Regions from separate parts of the Homo sapiens genome. Here all the other regions are linked to region 3. Evidence: chromatin loops called from intact Hi-C (ENCODE). Cell type or tissue: ovary. All regions are shown on one strand. Links, peaks and the distances in the headings refer to the core of each region. The heading gives the core; the rest is flanking DNA.

Region 1 (7,262 bases), core at 1,179-6,178, 58 kb after region 3:
CACCCTGAGTCTTCCCCCACTATGTGGCTTTCTCTGACCAACAGGATGTTTGCAGATGTGACACAAACAGAGGTTTGGGCATTGCCAGCCAACTCCACTTGCCCCTGCTGCACTAGGATCACTCGCTTTGCCCATCTCACCATGGGCCTATGTCTAGGCAACCTGCTGGAGGATGTGGGGGACACAAGGAGGAAAGCCGAGGTGCCCGGCTAAGGCTGCCCACAACCAGCCAGTCCCCAGCCAAACTGCCAGCTGACCACACATGCCTGCGTGAGCCCAGCCAAGATCAGTCAAATCCATAGACACGTAAGATACGATGCATAGTTAGTTGGAAACCACTAAGTTTTAGAATTGTTACCCAGCAATAGCTGACTGATACACTCCAGCTCTATGGTGGCACACAATACAGCCATTGAAAAGAATGAGGTATCAGGAGGCTGAGGTGAGAGGACCACTTGAGCCCAGGAGGTCGAGGCTGCAGTGAGCTATGACGGCACCACTGCTCTCCAGCCTGGGCAAAAGAGCAAGACCTTGTCTCTAAAAAACAAAAATAAAATAAAATAAAAATTTTAAAAGAATGAGGCAGCCCTTTATGTTCTGACATGGAAAAGTTCCCGGGATATATTAAGATAAAGAAATTGGCCAGGCACGGTGGCTCATGCCTGTAATCCCAGCACTTTGGGAAGCCGAGGTGGGCAGATCACAAGGTCCAGAGTTCAAGACCAGCCTGACCAACATTGTGAAACCCCATCTCTACTAAAAATACAAAAAAATTAGCCGGGCGTGTTGGCGCGCACCTGTAATCCCAGCTACTCAGTAGGCTGAGGCAGGAGAATCGCTTGAACCTGGGAGGCGGAGGTTGCAGTGAGCTGAGATTTCACCATTGCACTCCAGCCTGGGCCACAAGAGGGAGACTCCATCAAAAAAAAAAAAAAAAAAAAAAAAGGAAGAAGAAATAAGGTGCAGGCCGGGCATGGTAGCTCACATCTGTAATCCCAGCACTTTGGAAGACTGAGGCTGGCGCAGATCACTTGAGGTCAGGAGTTCGAGACCAGCCCAGCCAACATGGTGAAACCCCGTCTGTACGAAAAAACTACAAAAATTAGCCGGGTGTGGTGGCTCTCGCTTGTAATCCCAGCTACTTGGGAGGCTAAGGCAGGAGAATCACTTGAACCTGGGAGACAGAGGCTGCAGTGAACCTAGATGGCACCACTGCACTCCAGCCTGGGTGACGAGAGAGACTCCGTCTCAAAAAAAAAAAAAAAAAAAAAAGTAAGGTGCAGGTATTGTCCACGGAATGCTACCATTTATATAGAAGAGAAAAAAAGAAATAGCAGGTATTTGCAACCTGTAGACTCTCTCTGGAAATCTCTAAGTCCCCGGTATCAGTGGTTGCTTCTTGGGAGGGGCCAGGGACCTGTGGACAACAGGGGAGCGAAAGAGAGGAAGACAGACACTTCAAAGCCTTATTATCTTATTTTATACCACTTTTGAATTCTGTACCACATGCTTTTTATAATAGGATTTTTTTTTTTTTTTTTTTTTTTGAGAAGGAGTCTTGCTGTGTCACCTAGGCTGGAGTGTAGTAGCACGAACTCACCTCACTGCAAGCTCCGCCTCCCAGGTTCACGCCATTCTCCTGCCTCAGCCTCCCGAGTAGCTGGCACTACAGGCGCCCACCACCACGCCCGGCTAATTTTTTGTATTTTTAGTAGAGACGGGGTTTCACCGTATTAGCCAGGGTGGTCTCGATCTCCTCACCTCATGATCCGCCCGCCTCGGCCTCCCAAAGTGCTGGGATTACAGGCATGAGCCACCGCGCCCGGCCTATAATAGGATTTTAAAAAAGATAACATTTAGGGAATAAATCACCTGTTTTTCCAATATAATGGTTTTACTATTTTTCTTTGGTGTAAAGCTTTGTTGTCTATTCACCTGTGTTCAGATCCCAGCCCCCACCACTTCCTGGCTCTGGGCCTTGGCAAGGGGCTTCTCCCCAGGAGCCCCAGGATGGCAGCCCTGGGGGGAATGAGAATGACATGCGTTTGGTGCCCGGCACATGGCGGGTGCTCCCCCGTTCTGAGGGCCGCCCGCACACTCCGTTCAGCCTGGAGCCCCTCTCCCCCTGGTGTGGGCCGGGACCACTTCTGGCTTCAGCTGGGACCTTCTCTCCCCTTAGGAGTGGTCCTGACCAGCTCTGACCCCAGGCTTGGCCAGGGAGTCCCCCCATGGAGCAGGGACCTGGGAATAGCGGCCCCCAAAGAAGGAGTCCTCCTCTGAGGCTCAAGTCCCGGCAGCCCTCATGTCTCTGCCGGCATCTGAGGCCCATGTGTGCGCTCTGCTGGCCAGGGGTTTGGCTTCCTTGTTTTATGACTCCCTAATCCTCACTTGGCAGAGAGGAAGTGGTGGGCCCGCCTGGCCGCGCAGAGAGTGACCAGAGGATCGGCAAAGGAAAGATTCATGGACCATCAGAAGGGCCCTTTGCCTCCGAGGCCGCCCCAGCCCTTCACGTGGAGATAAATCACAGGCAGCAGGGAAAGATAAAAGGTGCGGGGATGCAAGCCCTGTCTTACGAGAAGAAATGTGCGCAGGGGACGTTTCCCTGAACTCCTGCAGAGCTGGACTGCTGACGTCTCCACGGGCTTCCTAACTCGGACTGGAGGGGACTCGAGTCCACTCCTTGTCTTCTCCATCCCATTGACTTCACAAGGCCCATCCCTTCAGGCCCCTAGCATGGTACTGACCTTGAGATGACCCTGAGACCCATTCCTCACACTTCTTCCTCCGATCCAAAAGATCTGGCTTGGAGGGCATTGGACCTGTGTGGTCACACAGACCCTGGAACTCAGAAGGGTCCTGCCCCTGGCTTAATACTCTCCTGTCATTGTGTTGAAATTCTTAGTAATTCTGGAGCGGACATTCCCACACTTCATTTTGCTCTGGGTCCTGCCTGGCCAGGAGTGGCTTTGGGCATCTGGGTGCCCGTACATCCTCTCCAGCAGACGCCTACCAGGCACAGTTTGCACATCTCCGGCAATGAGGAGCTCACCTCCTCCTGGGCAGCCCCCCCAAGTCCACCATAGAGCAACAGAAGCTTGGAGGCCCTATCTCATGGTGGTGACAGGAATGGGTCCCAGGTCACCTTCCAGTCTTGGTGCCTCACTGGCTGTGTAACCTGGGGCATGTTATGGCGCCTCAGTTTCCGGTCTGCAGAATGAGGCTAATAATAGGGCTGTTGTGAGAATGAAACAATGTATTTGGCTTAATTTTGTGCTTAATCAATGATAGCTGTTTTTGTATTTTACTAGAAAAGGCTGCCTTCCAGCAGATTGGGATCCTTAGGCCTGGCCAGTGGTTAGGGGGAGAAGGTGCAAAAAGATGCATAACCACCACCACCACCCCCAACCACCACCCCCAACCCCCATTCCCCTCCCCCCCCCCCGCTCCCCCGCAACACACACAGCCAGAAGCTCCCCTTCTTTTGCCAACCTTGAAGGTCAAACCTGCGCACTTCACCTGGGCTCCACCGGTCAGGTGCCTTGTTCTCTGCTGCCATCTGCTGGCTGGTATGGGGCACTGCATCACAGCTGGCACCAGGCTTCATTTGTCCCCTTGGAAGAGGATCAAATAATTCTGCAAGTGTTTTCTGAGGACCTGCCTGGGCATTGAGGATTTGTCAGTAAACACAAAAGACAAAGTTCCTGCCCTCTTGGAGCTGACACTTCTGTGTGAGACATGGATAATAAGCAAGAAATCCAATCATGTGATTTCTGCTAGTAACAAGCAAAATTAAAAGAAGAAAAATTTCAGACAGTGGGGAATGGCACTGGTGGACGGTAGGATAGTTTGTTCTGGGGCAGGGTCAGGAGAGAACAGGCTGAATGGTGGTCAGGTGGGACAGGAGAGCTCTGCTATCCAGCCAGTCCCACCAGCCCGGCTGCCTGCCCCCCACTGCTGCAATCTCTGTGACAACTGTGGGCAACTCCCTCTGCTGACCAGGACCTCAGTTTCCTTATCTGGAACACAGGGAGAATCACAGCCACTTCTCGAATTAGTACTGTTGTTTGGATTTAAAGGGATCCTGGAGGGGGAAACGTTTTGTGAAGTGTATTGTTCTCGTGAATTATATGCTTCGTGTTGTTAGCTGATGCTTGCTATGCACTTAACAGTGCAGAAACTCTGTTAAGCCCTTCTGTGGGTTACCTCACTGAGTCCTTAGGGGCACTGTCCTTGGGGACAGAAGCCTGGCAGCAATGAGGACTGAGGGCCTTACCCTCCTCCAGGATAGCAGCCTGCCTTTCCACTCCCAGTCACCTCCATCCACTCTCCAGTCTTCACCTGGGATGAGACGGACCCATGAACAGGACAAGGAATGGATGAATGGACGAATGGATGAATAAATGGGTGAATGAGTAAACAGCAAAAAAAAAAAAAAAAAAAAAAGAAACCCTGTCTCTACTAAAAAAATACAGCCGAGCAGGTGGCTTACACCTGTAATCCCAGCACTTTGGGAGACCAAAGTGGCCAAATCACTTGAGGTCAGGAGTTCGAGACCAGCCTAGCCAACAAGATGGAACCCTGTCTCTACTAAAAAAATACAAAAAAATGTATTTTTTTAATGATAAGTTGTACTTTATTAAAATTTAAAACTTCTGCTCTGCAAAAGACACTGTTTAGGGAATGAAAAGACAAGCCAGACTTCAACAAAACATTTGCAAAACTTATATCTGAAAAAGTACTGGCATACAAAATACACAAAAAAAACTCTTAAAACTCAACACATGAGAAAACAAACAGCCCAATTTAAAAATGGGCAAAAGACCTGAACAGACACCTGACCAAATAAGGTATAGAGATGGTAAACAAGCATATGAAAAGAGGCTGAACCTACCTCATTAGGAAACTGCGACTAAAACAAGACACCACTACACATCTATCAGAATGGCCAAAATACACAACACTGACAACATCAAATGCTGGCGAGGATGCAGAGCATCAGAAACTCTCATTCATTGCTGGTGGGAATACAAAATTATACAGTCACTTTGGAAGACAGTTTGGCAGTTTCTTATAAAACGAAACATACTCTTACCACATGAGCCAGCAATCACACTCCTTGTTGTTTACCCAAACGAGCTGAAAACCTGTTCACACAAAAACCTGCACGTGGGTATTTATAGCAGCTTGATTCGTAATTGCCAAAAGTTGGAAGAAACAAAGATGTTCTTGCGTAGGTGATCAGATAAATAAAATATGGTATATCCAGACAATGGGATATTATTGGGCAATAAAAAGAAATGAGCTATCAAATCATGAAAAGACAGGGAGAAATCTTCTATGTATATTGCTAAGTGGGAGAAGCCAATGTGAAAAAGGTTACATACTGTAGGATTTCAACTATATGTCATTCTAGAAATGACTAAACTGTGGAGATAGGCAAAAGATCAATTGTTGCCAAGGATTGGGGTTAGGGGATAAGAAAGGAAAGGATTAATAGGGGAGCACTGGGGGCTTTTAGGGAAGTGAAACAATTCTTTATGATACTATCATGATGGATACATGTCATTATAAGCTTGTCAAAACCCATAGAATTGCAACACAGAGTAAATTCTAATGTAAACTATGGACTTTAGTTAATAATGTATCAACATTGGCTTATCAAATGTAACAAATGTAGAGCACTAATGCAAGATGCTAATTAATAAAAGGGAAGCAAAGCATATGGGAACTCTGTGTTTTCCATTCAATTTTTCTGTAAACCTAAAACTGCTCTAAAAAATGAAGTCAATTAATTTTTTAAAACACACGCTAGCAACAACAACAAAAACTAGCAACAAACACACATCACAAGGCTGGACGCAGTGGCTCACACCTGCAATCCCAGCACTTTGGGAGGCCAAGGCAGGCGGATCACCTGAGGTCGGGAGTTCGAGACCAGCCTGACCAACATGGAGAAACCCCATCACTACTGAAAATACAAAATTAGCCGGGCGTGGTAGCGCACGCCTATATTCCCAGCCACTCGGGAGGCTGAGGCAGGAGAATCGCTTGAATCCGGGAAGCAGAGGTTGTAGTGAGCCGAGATCGTGCCATTGCATTCCAGCCTGAACAACAAGAGCGAAACTCTATCTCAAAAAAAAAAAAAAGAAATCACAGGGCAAAAATGAGATTAGGGGCCTGACACTCAAATACTTCATCAGTGACACACGTTGATTTGACTCATAATGACTAGAAAATAAATATTTTAAACAGTTAACAGCAAATTAAAAAAAAAAACCTGAAATGACCAATGTTGGTGTGACAAAGAACACCAGGTGTACATATTCATTGCTGCTCATCTTTTAGAGTAATATGATGCACCTAATAAGGGATCTGAATGGATGTGGCTGACATGCATGGTGAATGGAGTTAGCTATAGTAGCAATTGGAGGGGAGTATGTGTTTTGTGTATTCCTACAACCTAGTTCAGCTGGATGAAATATTCCTAGTGTTTCTTGTAGACAAAATCATGCATAAGAAAATGGGAAATTCGAGTAATGCTCAAATTTTCCCAAATGAATAAGTTAATTAATTGTGCCGGAGCAAATTTGGTTTTCAAAGCAGGCATTATCACACAACCGACTGTAGCATTAAAAGGCTTATTAAAACAATAACCTTTGATTTCTTTCATCAATGTCTCATAGTTTTCAGTGTGCAGGTCTTTCACCTCCTTGGTTAAACTTATTCCTAAGCATTTTCTTTTTTTGCTCTCTATTGTAAATGGGATTGACTCTTGATTTCTTTTCAGATAGTTTGTTGTTAGTATATAGAAATGCTACTGATTCTTGTGCATTGATTTTGTACCCTGCAACTTTGTTTGTTTATTAGTTCTAACAGTTTAAAAAATTGTATTTTTATAGAGAGAAGGGCTGCCCTCACATCCAGCAGACTGTGGGCTCCCACACCAGAGAAGCATCATCTGTTGAGCACAACTTTCCCAGGCCAAACCATCCTCGGGACGCGAGGTGAGTTCCTGCCTCCTGTCTCCTCCCCTGTGTGACCCAGACATGCTGCCTACTCCCTCTGTGTCTCTGTTTTCTCATCTTTAAAGTGGAGAGAACAGACAGGATGGACAGAGGCTTGTGAAATAACAGACGGGAAAGGGTTGCGTAAACTGCGAAGCGTGGTGCACACACAGCCCCAGTCGTCACTGCCATTGATTGAGCACCTCCTAGTCCCCAGCACCGTGCTAAGCATTTTTCATGCATTTTCTCCTTCTTACC
Region 2 (6,650 bases), core at 1,651-6,650, 280 kb after region 3:
GTGAGGATACAGTGAGACAGCCACACTACACATCTGGAAAGCGCCTGGCCCAGCAGGAGCCCAGTAACCAATTCTGATACAGTTCGATGATGTATTTGTTGGCCTAGTTTGCAAAATCCCCAAACATCCAACCATTTCTGAGCTTTATAAAAAACTCATCAAAGTCCTCGCCCCTCCCCCTCTTCTTTTCTTTGTCGCTTTGGACCTCAGATGCTCGGAACTAGGTCAATCACGACCGTCAGCTCAGCTCACAATCACTAGAGACCACACGTGGGTCCTCTGGTGTGTTTCTTTTGTTTTTGATTCTTTCACCCACTTTCTCCCACCCACTCCTGTCTCTCTCCCCTCTCCCACAGGCAAACATTCTTCTGTCATCAGTGTGTGTGTGTCCATGAAATCATAGATTGCAGCATTCATAAGTAGTATTTGCAGGACTTTTCGTTTGGCATTACATTTTTACCATCTTCCAGAGCTAAAGCACATCATTCTCACTTATTCCATGGAGCTGCGGCATGGGGTTTCATTACTCGGCTATGTTACCGGTAACCTACCCATTCCTTTACAAGTGGACACTTCGGTTGTTTCCATCCCTTGGCCAGTACAAATAAATGCTTTCAGGAGGGATATCCTCAGGCAAGTGTCTTTGTCTACTTGTGTGCAAGTTGCTCTGGGGCTTGTGCCTGGAAGTGGAATTGCCTGGGCATGGGTTGCGTACTCTCAACAGTGGCCACACCAGTTCACTGTCCTGCCAGGACCAGAGTTTCTGCATCCCCCTGTCTTCACCAGCATGAGCCTATCTGATGAGGATCAAATGAGCTTCTCAACACCTCTCTCTCTTTTTATTTATTTATTTATTTTTGAGACAGAGTCTTGCTCTGTCGCCCAGACTGGAGTGCAGTGGCTCGATCTCAGCTCACTGCAACCTCTACCTCCTGGGTTCAAGCAATTCTCCTGCCTCAACCTCCCGAGTAGCGGGGATTACAGGCATGTACCACCATGCCTGGCTAATTTTTATACTTTTTTAGTAGAGATGGGGGAGGTTTCACCCTGTTGGCCAGGCTGGTCTGGATCTCCTGACCTTGTGATCTGCCCGCCTCGGCCTCCCAAAGTGCTGGGATTACAGGTGTGGTTCACTGTGCCCAGCCTCGGTTGTCTTTTTTTTTTTTTTTTTTTTTTGAGATGGAGTCTCACTCTGTTGCCCAGGCTGAAGTGCACTGGCGCAATCTCAGCTCACTGCAACCTCCACCTCCCAGGTTCAAGAGATTCTCCGTCTCAGCCTCCCAAGTAGCTGGGACTACAGGCGCGTGCCACCACGCTCGGCTAATTTTTTGTATTTTTAGTAGAGATGGAGTTTCACCGTGTTAGCCAGGATGGTCTCGGTCTCCTGACCTCGTGATCCACCTGCCTCAGCCTCCCAAAGTGCTTGGGATTACAGGCGTGAGCCACCGCCCCAGCCTTGGTTATCTTTTAACACAAGTGGCTCCAACTGCTGATGCACCTCCTCATGGCCCATCATAACATCCATGTGCTGTGCTCTGCTAGGGAGGTGACACGGGCACTAACTTGGCTATAGCCAGCTGGACAAGGGATGGTGCATAGGTCTAAGACAAACCAAGGTGCATGGCTAGTCCCAAGATGGCCCCTCAAACTCCACTCACACTGAAGGTGCCAATCAACTCATCAAAAAGCAAATGCATCAGCCTGGACAACATCGCAAAACCTGTCTCTACAAAAAATACAACATTTAGCTGAGCCTAGTGGCACGCACCTGTATCCCAGCTGATTGGCTTGAAGGGCTGACACAGGAGGATTGCTTGAGCCCTGTGAGGTCGAGGCTGCAGTGAGCCAAGAGCATGCCACTGCACTCCAGCCTGGGTGACAAAGTGAGACCCTGTCTCCAAACAACAACAACAACAAACACACACACAAAAAAAACAAAAATCAAATGCAGTTTGCTTGCTCACCACCTCTCTTCAGGAAGTCGAAACGTGCAACAAAAAACAGGAATGTGGTTGATTTGGTTTGGGCTCCTGTCCTGAGCCCCCGTTTGCAATCTTCTTGGTTGTCTATGAGACAGGAGGAGGGGCCACAGTATATGACAAACTAGGGCCTAAGACTGGGTGGCCCTGTCCCCTTCAAGCTCCAAATCCCTGGTGCTTTTGCATATAGGCTTTCAGAGTCATAAGCTCTGGAGTCAGAATATCTTGGGTTCAAATCTCATCTTAGCCACCTGGCAGAGCTGTTGTAAATGACAAGCACTCAGTAAATGCGAAGAGCTTAGCAGGGCTCCAGGCACATACTAAGCCTCGAAAGTGGCAATCTATTACCATTAACAACCCATAACATAGGAGATACATTCTCCACCTTATGGATAATAAAAGTCATTCCCAGAGAGGCTGATAGCTTGCAGGAAAACAGAATTCAAACCCAGGTTTGGGCCAGGCACGGTGGCTCATGCCTGTAATCCTAGCACTTCGGGAGGCCGAGGTGGGCGGATCACTTGAGGTCAGGAGTTCAAGACCAGCCTGGCCAACATGGTGAAACCCCATCTCTACTAAAAATACAAAGATTAGCCAGGCGTGGTGGTGCTCACCTGTAATCCCAGCTATTCGGGAGGCTGAGGCAGGAGAAGTGCTTGAACCCGGGAGGCAGGGCTGCAGTGAGCCAAGAGGGCACCACTGCACTCCAGCCTGGGTGACAGAGCAAGACTCCATCTCAAAACAAAACAAAACAAAACAAAAACAAAAAACAAAAGCCCGGGCGCGGTGGCTCACACCTGTAATCCCAGCACTTTGGGAGGCCGAGGCGGGCGAATCACGAGGTCAGGAGTTCAAGACCAGCCTGACCATTTTTAGTCTCTACTAAAAATACAAAAATTAGCCAGGTGTGGTGGCGGATGCCTGTAATCCCACCTACTCAGGAGGCTGAGGCAGGAGAATCATTTGAACCTGGGAGGCAGAGGTTGCAGTGAGCCGAAATTGCACCATTGCACTCCAGCCTAGGTGACAGGGTGAGACTCCGTCTCAAAAAAAAAAAAAAACAAAAAAAGCAAACAAACAAACAGAAAAACAGGTCTATGGGTCTGGCCCCTCTATTTGTTCTCGCTGCCTGACTTCATTGACTTCCACTCCTGCCAGGAGCTGGACTGAGTCGAGAACTAGATGCCTTCATAGAGCTCCAGGTCCTGGTCTTAGGGTGGGAGACCGGCCCCCTTAGCAGGGGTCCCTCAGGGAGTGGGAGGACCAGGGCGAGCCTGGGTCCAGGCAGGGCTACAAGAGGCTCCCAGGTGATGGGGAAGGGGGCTGCCTGGCCCTTCTCCAAGCACATTTAGAGCCAACCCAAGGGAAACCCCGATTCTGTCAGTGCTGGCACGCCTGGGGCACAAGCATCGGAGACATTAAATATTAAACACGTCGGCTGCCTTCCAAGCTTGGTAATTAAAACTCTTATTTCATATTTTACACAGGATGGACGGGGAGGTCACAGACTGCTCTTAGATGTTTCATAGTTCCTTGTTCACAGATGAAGTGGCTCTTCCGAGGAAAACCTCCTCTCACTTGGGATCCTCGCGCCCTATTTATTAAGTGATTTCCTGGGAGGGAGGCCAGGGAGCGGAGGTCGGGGAGGTCTCCGGGGTGTAAGGCCCCAACCAGGAATCCCAGCAGGGTTTTGGGCTTTCTTTCTGCTTCTCCAAAATGGGCCTGGGTTCCCAGGAGACGGCCGAGGGCGCCTCGCCCCTGCTGGAAGGGCAGCCTGGGAGCTGGAGTTGGCAAACGGGAGGGGACGGGAGGGGACGGGAGGAGCCCCAGGGGAGGGGGCGTCTTCCCTTAGCTTTCAGCGCCATCTGCTGGCCGTATGCTAAACTGCCGCTCCCCCGGAGGCCAGCTAGAGACCAATTTCGAGTTCTGAGCAGGGAGAGAGAGGAGGGGTTCCAGGACAATCAGGCCTGGAGCTTCCAGAAACATTCCAAAAACACAGTTTAGATTTTTAATTGTTCACTCAGTCATTCTCCCGGGGTCTAGGGAGAAATAGGACTCAGACTCGGATCTCTGGGGACCTACCCCAGCATGATAACCTGGGTGTGCCTGGGGTTCATGGGGGCCTGGGAATCACGGAGGCCCCCTCACCTGCATTCACTGTGTGCCAAGCACTGGCCTACATCACTGACATTTGTTGTATCACTGCAGGTGCTGTGATCTTGCTGCCGTGCTCATTTGACAGATGAAAACACTCAGGCTGTGAGAGAACCCCAAAGCCAGAGGATTCCCTTGATCACTCCCCACCATGGCCAACATGATGAAATCCTGTTTCTACTAAAAATACAAAAATTAGCCGGCCGTGGTGGCAGGCACCTGTAATCCCACCTACTCGGGAGGCTGAGGCGGGAGAATTGCTTGAACCTGGGAGGCGGAGGTTGCAGTGAGCCAAGATCACACCACTGCACTCCAGCCTGGGCGACAGAGCAAGACTCCATCTCAAAAAAAACAAAACAAAAAGAAAGAAAGAACAAGGGAGAGAGGAGAAAGCAAGCAAGCCAGTGTGAGGGAAAAGGAGTGAGAATGGGGAGGGCCTGAGATAAGACTGCAGCAGAAGGTCCGGGGCTACTGGATTTGAACCTATAGCTTTAGAGCATGGGGCACCATGGAGAGAAGAGAGGTAGGGAGGAACACGAGCAGATTTGTGGTTTTTTGGGGGTTTGTTTCGTTTTGTTTTTTGAGACAGAGTCTCACTGTGTCGCATAGGCTGGAGTGCAGTGGTGCAATCTTGGCTCACTGCAAGCTCCGCCTTCCGGGTTCACGCCATTCTCCTGCCTCAGCCTCCCGAGTAGCTGGGACTACAGGCGCCCGCCACCACGCCCAGCTAATTTTGTGTATTTTTAGTAGAGACGGGGTTTCACCGTGTTAACCAGGATGGTCTCCATCTCCTGACCTCGTGATCCGTCCGCCTTGGCCTCCCAAAGTGCTGGGATTTGTGTTTTTAAAATAACCCTCGGGCTGCACAGTGAAGCATCGCAGTGTAGGGAGCAGGGTGGGGGAAGGCTGGAGTCAGGGAGCCCAATTTGGAAGCCGCTGTAGTCAGGTGAGAGAGGATGGGGTTGGGGGAGGGAGCCTGAACTAGGGCAGAGGAGACAGGAGTGGAGATAGTGGATGGATGTGGAGATTGAAGCTGGAAATAGAGCCCAAGAAGTATCCATGGCTCACATTTCTGCAAAACTGGACACCTGGAGGTGACGTTCACTAAAATGAGGCCCATACTTCTCCCACCACATCTCACTGGCCAAGAGCAGTCAAGGGTGGGAGCATTCTCCACCTTTGGTGGGAAAGACCATGAAGTTACATGGCAAAGGGTGCACATGCAGGGGGACTAAAGAATCAGGGCCAGTGACGCACAGTTTTTTGTTTGTTTGTTTTTTGTTTTGAGACAGAGTCTTGCTCTTGTTGCCCAGGCTGGAGTACAGTGGCACGATCTCGGCTCACTGCAACCTCCGCCTCCCAGGTTCAAGCAATTCTCCTGCCCTCAGCCTCCTGAGTAGCTACAGGTGTGCACCACCACAGCCTGCTAATTTTTTTTTTTTTAATTTTTAGTAGAAATGGGGTTTCACCATGTTGGCCAGGCTGGTCTGGAACTCCTGACCTCAAGTGATCTGCCCTCCTCGGCCTCCCAAAGTGCTGGGATTATAGGTGTGAGCCACTGTGCCCAGCCAGGTGTCCAGAGAGAAAATGATCGATGTTTGAGAAGCCACCTTCCCCTTCCACACCCTTGTCCTGGTAAAGGAGAAGGAGTCTTGCTTGCTGATTCAGCTCCTGGCCGCCCTTCTCTTGTGGGGATTCTGGGTGAATGGTGAATCTCACATAAACAAGCTAGAGGTTAATCTATGTAAAAAAGACTTGAGAGTGAGGGCAGGTTAGGGAGAAAAAAACTGCTTAGGCAAGGAGAAAGAATACTGCCTGGCTCCCAGTAGCAACATGGGCCTTATTCCAGCCCTTCCTAAGGCCTTGCCAAATTCCCAGCATTAGTTCCTTTTAATAAGCCATCAGAGGAGACTAGGCTGGGAGTGATGAGACTTGGCATGCATTTTTTTTAGAACACTGGCTAAGAATAGCTGAGAGGTTCTCAAGGGCAACAGGTAGGAGGGGTCAGGCCATCCTTATCACAACGCTCTAGTCATTAAAACAGTGTGGTTTCAGCACAAGGACAGACACAAAGACTAATAGAGGGGAAGGTAGAACCCAGAAGCAGACCCTCAAACACACAGGCACATAATCCATGACAGAGGTGGTCCACAGAGCAGTAGGGGACAGAGAGAGTCTTCAGTAAGTAATTTTGGGACGAAATTGAGTACCCATGTGGAAAACATGAAATGGACCTCCACCTCCGCCATATGCAGCAACACCCATTCCCTGCAGGCCTCCCGGAAGGTCTGGAACCAGGAACTGGAGAGCTATTGGAACCGTGGCAGCTCCGCCGTCCCCGGCCCACTTTTCCCCCTCCCCTCCTGATGCTTACAGAACGCATTTTAGACACTGGGCACTGTGCTAACGGCTTCTTTGCATTCTCATTGAGTCTCCACAACATTCTTCTGAGGCCAGTATGATGACCCCATTTTACAGCTGACGAAACTGAGGCTCAGCGATTGAGTCATTTTCCCA
Region 3 (5,000 bases), core at 1-5,000:
CCATATGACGTGGGCACTGTGCTGGGCCCTGCCTCTCTCCTCCCGCAGCGTTTCAGAAGCCAGGGCTGCATTCCTCATCTTCAGGAAACAGATGAGGACGTGGAGCCCCTCATGTGAGGAAGCTGAGGCTTTAGGATTTTAGAAACAGGAAGAGCCTGTATCATAGCCGAGGCCGTGGGAGTGCCTGAGATGGAGGGGGATGACTGGAGTGCTGAGCCGGGGGGGCTTGGAGAAGCAGACAGGTGGGGCTGCTGTACAGAATCTCCCCCACCTCTCCCTGCCTGTGCTAGGGCCAGGCCCATCCGCCTGCCCAAGCCCACCCATCAGTGTCTGTCCACCCCTGCACCAGACTCTTCTCGTTGGCCCCAGCCTTGGCCCCTTTGGTTCCCTCCCACCTGTCCTCACCTGGCCCAGCCCCTGCCCTCTGGACTACACCATTCCTGGCCCTATCGTGATTCACCCGTGAGCTCACTAGTTCATGTCTGTCGGTCTGGCCCCCATGCTGGAGTTGCACCCCAGGAGAGGTAGGTGCCAATGCCTGCCCTAATGCAGGTTTCCCAGCCAGCCCAGCGCCTGCCCCCTGCGCCTCTCTGGGCCCAGGCCTCGTCCAGCATTGCCCAGCTCACTCTGGGACCTCAGGAAGTCAGATCCTTTCTTGGGCTTCACTTTCCTTCTCTGCAAAGCTCGGGTGCTGGGAACAGCCCCTTACTGCCTTTTCTCGTCTGGAGCCCTCTAGAGTGTTTAGTATGAGACCTGGTGTGGGAAGGAGGGAGGAGGCTGGAGGGGCAGTGCACTTGCCTTCCCCTCTGGTGATTAGTGCAATTAATACTGAAATCACCTGAGTGTTTTCAAAAAATGCTGGTGTCCCCGTGCCGGTTAAACCAGGACCACTCCTGCCAACCACAGGTGGGGGCCATGCATCACTGTGGTTAAAGCCTTTGGTTCTGATGCATAACCAGGGCTAATTCTCTTCACTTTCAAGGCACTTGCACACGAATCGTCCTAGTTGTGGGTAGACCAGTAGGTTCTATTGCCCCCTCTTTGCCTCGAAGCTGGGTGCTTTCCAGGTGCTGCTGGAAGCTGCAGTTGGCACCTTCTATCACAGGACACTGACCTCACTATGAGAAAAGGCTTTTAGAAGCTGAGACTCTCGCACCGTGGCCTGAGACGCCTGCTTCCATCAGTGGCAGGGTCCCCGGGACCCCTGGCAGAGCCTCCAGGACCCCTGGCAGAACCCCTGACAGTTACATCTCTTTCCCGAGAGAGGCCTCAGGCCCGGGCTGCCCAGCTGCTGCAGTGGCGGCCTGTGCCCACCAGAGGGCGCAGGCCCGGCGCTGCGCAGCTGGACCGGGCTGTGCGGACCAAATGCTTTTTAATTGAAAATTTTTTTAATTCAAAAAGGATTTGCTGTTTGTTCGCAAGTGCAGGTTTTCCTTATGCAGGAGACTAATGTCTTGAGTAAACAGATCCGGGTCCAAATCCACCTTCAAAGGTACTCGCTGTTTGCCCAAGGGAGTGAAAGGGCTTCCAGAAGCGGCCCCGTCTCCTGGGTAAACACGGCGGGAGGAGCGGGCAGGGACCGCGTCTGCGGGAAGGCGGCCGCAGCCAGAGGGGATTATGTCGCGGGACATATGTTGAAATTTCATTTGGGGAGTTAGGGAAAACAAGAAGCGGGGGTGGGTGGCGCTTTTCTCCAGCCAAGATAACCTAAAAAGGGAAAAAATCCCGAGGGAGAGAGGGTGGGGGCGCAATCTGTGCGCCCTCGCGGGGACCGGCGTGGTGCAGGCAGGAAGGGGCGCCTTCTCCGCCCTCCCCCAGCCCGCGGGCCGGGAGAGAGGAGCTCAGCCCAGCCCGGAGGGCCCAGCCATGCCCTCCCCGTGACCCTGTCCCCACTCCTGGCCACAGAGACTGGGACAGCGGCACAGGGTCCCCACGACAGCCCCTCTGCCGAATCAGCCAGTTGCTCACACAGGCGTGGAAGCGTCCTGCTCCCCCGCTCACCATCCAGAAAGCTCCCGCTAGGCCCGGGCCTAGGCTCTCTGGCTGTGGACACTCGGGCTGGGGCTGCAATCGCCCTTAACCTGCTCTCTCTGGCCGGCCAGCCCTCAGCACTCCCTGCCACCCCCAGGAACCCGGCCCAGTAGATACAGCAAGACCTACTGAAGGAGCAGAAGGGCGCGGCCCAGGACGCCTCCCCCAGCCCCTCCACTGCCCTGCAGGAACCTGGCTCTGGGCTTTCTCCCTCTATCATCTGAGATGCTTCGCGTTTGCAGGCATCTCCCTGGCATGGCCTTGGAGCATCCAAAGTGGAGCACCTCCAAGCCATGTCCCACCCCCTCCCCCAACCAGTCCTTCCCCAGCTCCTTTCTGCACAGCGTGTGGTCTCTGGCCCTTCCCTCTCTGCCCATCCATGTCCACACCCATTCCCAGGTTCCAGTGATTGGGTCGTAGAATTCTCTAAACTGATCCCCAGACCAGCAGCATGGGGTTACCTGGGAGCTATTTGAAATGCAGATTCTCAGGCCTGGCCCCAGACCTACCCAGTCAGAATCTGCATTTGACCGGGACCCCCCGGGGACTGGTGTGCGTTCAGAGTTGAAAAGCCTGCTGCATGTTCTCTCCTGAGCCGGGGCTGATGGCCTAACTATCCACGCCGTAGGCCCTCAGCCCCGCTGTCTCCGCAGGCATGTGTGCCCGTGGCACTCTCCTCTGCACCTTGGCACCTATTGCCCTAGGTGCCGTCCATGCCCTTCCCCAGTCAGGCCCCGAATCTGCTTTCAAGATGTGAATGCCCCCTGCCCCGCGAAGCCCTCCTTGCTCTCTCCGGTGATCCCCACGCCCCGTGCATGTGCCCTCGGAGGTGGCCTTCATGCTGGGCTGTGCTGGGCATGCCCGCCCCCTCCTCTGCTACCTTGGGAGTCCCGCGCAGGGCGGATGTCAGTGAGGGCTGATGAAGCCAGCCAGGGAATGAATTTGCCGCTGTTCCCTGCCGTGCATGTGCCCAGGCGGCCACCAGGTGGCAGTGTCCTCCCAGACTTTGGCGCAGCTCCCCCTCCTCAGCCTCCCGGAGCCGGAGTCTCCTGACCGCGGCCTGTGCCTGGTGGTTGGCGAGCAGGAAAGTGAGAGGGCTGGAGTGAGAGAGCTGGCGCTGCATGGTGGGTTCTCTGGAGCAACCAGATGCTCAGTGATCGCTTGCTCAGTGCTAGGGCGCGGCGGGCCCTGATCTACCATCGCTCATTCCATCCTCCAGGCAGGCCTGGACATGGGCGCATCACCCCACCTGAGAGATGAGTTCACTGAGGGCAGGAGAGGAGAGGAGCCTGCCTGAGTAGCCCTGAAGCCTCGGGTCCTTACCTCTGCACCCTGCCAGGCAGCAGATGCTGTGAACAGGGCTCCCTTCGGTTTGGGGGCCACATGTCTGCTCAGCCCACCGTGCACACGGGGACAGAGCCAGCCTCAGCCCCAGCTGAGACTCGGGTCTGTCCATCTGTCCCGGGTCAGCCTGGGGACTGTGGAGCAGTGGCAGCCATGGACATAGTGCTGGGCTTTGGCTGTGGACATGGCGCTAGTCTGTGGCCATGGACGTGGTGCTGGGCTGTGACTTGCTGGCTGCCACAGCCTCCCCACCAGTTTTCCACTTTAAGGGAAAAAGGCCTCCCATGCTCCTTCATGGTTGGATGGCTTTTGGGCCCCACTGTGCCCCTGAAGGCTCAGCCCTGCGGCCCTCCTCGCTCATCAGGGCCCTTGGGAGGGCTCCTTGCTGCAGGCGGCTCGCTCTGGGCAGCAGGGAGGGCTGGGCAGGCCTGGAAAGCCGCCTGCTGGTGGGCAGGGCGTGGGCACCCCAGGGCCCTCCCTGGGGCTGGGTGCAGTGCTCCGCCTCCTGCTGGGGCGATGTGACCCCTGCCGTGTTCCTGAGGGCCTCCCTTCCTGGCCTGCCCGTGTACAGGTGTCCCCCAAGGAGCTGCAGCTCATGGTCAGCTCACCCATAGGGCAGCTCCACTTCCACCTGCTGTCTGCAGGGGAGCCCTTCTTATGACAATTCTACTGCTAAAACTTTTCAAATAAATACTTCAAATGCTTGAAAACCACTGATCTAATCTAAGCTCCTGCTTCCTAAAATCCATGTGACCATGAGGCTGCCTTGACGCAGGGTTCCAGGCCATTCCCCATACCCCACCCAGCCCCAACGCCTTGCACCTGTGTCCGGCCAGGCAGCTGCCAGCCCATTTCTGTGGCTGGGGTGCCCCGTGCCTGCTCTGCCCACATGCCCTGCCTTATGTTTGGGCACCGAGACCTCACCTGGCCTCTTAAGTGAACTACAGGTGCTCCTAGCCCCCTCAGAGGTACTTAACCCCTTCTCTAAATTTCCATCAGACTTGGAACGCGATTTAGTGAGCCAGGGTCGGTTAGGTGAGCTGGGGTCTCTGGCGTGAGGCTTAACTCCTGCCCCCAGACAGGGGAGCAGCAGGGCTGAGCCGTGGAGGAAGGTCCCCCCACCGGGCAGCTGCCCTGGCCCCGCTGTGGCCTGTCAGGAGTCCTCAGCAGGGGTGCCTCTGAGGACTCTGTGAGGAATGCATGGGGAGGGTGTGGATGGTGCCAGGGACAGCAGTGGAGGCCCCTCCCATGACCCTGGGCACCACCTGGTATTGGTCCTTGCTTCAGCGGAGCCAGCATATCAGGGGTCCCTAGAGCCTGGCAGCTGAGACCAGCCTCAGCCAGGTTTGGGGTTGAGAATCTACCCTCACCAGCAGGGGCATGAAAACTGTCCCGCTGGGTGGGAGGCCATGACAGTCAGCACGGGCCTGGCAGATGGGCGGCACCGTGGTTTTACACACTGCTGGTGCCAGGCCTGGCCTCACAGGGAGCAGGCAGGCACTGTGGAGGGTACCAGTCATCACCACAGGAGCCTGTCACCCCCGCAGGCGTGTCCACGCACACACGCCACATGCACAGTTCAGGGGCCCACGAGGGCAGGCTCTGGCTGGCACCGGCCTGGCCAG

What was found. Hi-C counts contacts between places; a loop is a spot of excess contacts. Peaks named below come from ENCODE experiments on the same cell type or tissue, not always from the same donor. Only the 100,000 strongest peaks of a DNase experiment are listed, where the experiment ranks them.
Region 1: a loop joins it to region 3, with 7 times the contacts of the local background. A loop is called at or near these places in 108 of 110 quality-filtered maps.
Region 2: it touches region 3 in a loop (7-fold over the local background); 64 of 110 quality-filtered maps call a loop at or near these places.

The regions. Positions count from the first base shown.
Region 1 is chr9:126,554,670-126,561,931 of GRCh38, forward strand. No RefSeq gene overlaps it. Among named protein-coding and RNA genes, the nearest start is that of LMX1B-DT, 55 kb to the right of the region's middle. RefSeq lists an enhancer at 2,217-2,793. In ovary, for the core only: a CTCF peak has its summit at 3,616; a DNase peak (open chromatin) is centred at 3,572.
Region 2 is chr9:126,778,115-126,784,764 of GRCh38, forward strand. No RefSeq gene overlaps it. Among named protein-coding and RNA genes, the nearest start is that of ZBTB43, 24 kb to the right of the region's middle. RefSeq lists an enhancer at 1,439-1,608. In ovary, for the core only: a CTCF peak has its summit at 3,882 (motif pointing left); a DNase peak (open chromatin) is centred at 3,837.
Region 3 is chr9:126,498,049-126,503,048 of GRCh38, forward strand. All of the region lies in intron 9 of MVB12B (multivesicular body subunit 12B), which reads left to right. Among named protein-coding and RNA genes, the nearest start is that of NRON, 90 kb to the left of the region's middle. RefSeq lists a silencer at 1,202-1,496. In ovary, for the core only: CTCF peaks have their summits at 1,297 (motif pointing right) and 3,017 (motif pointing right); DNase peaks (open chromatin) are centred at 1,278 and 3,043; H3K4me3 peaks cover 934 bases; H3K27ac peaks cover 1,443 bases.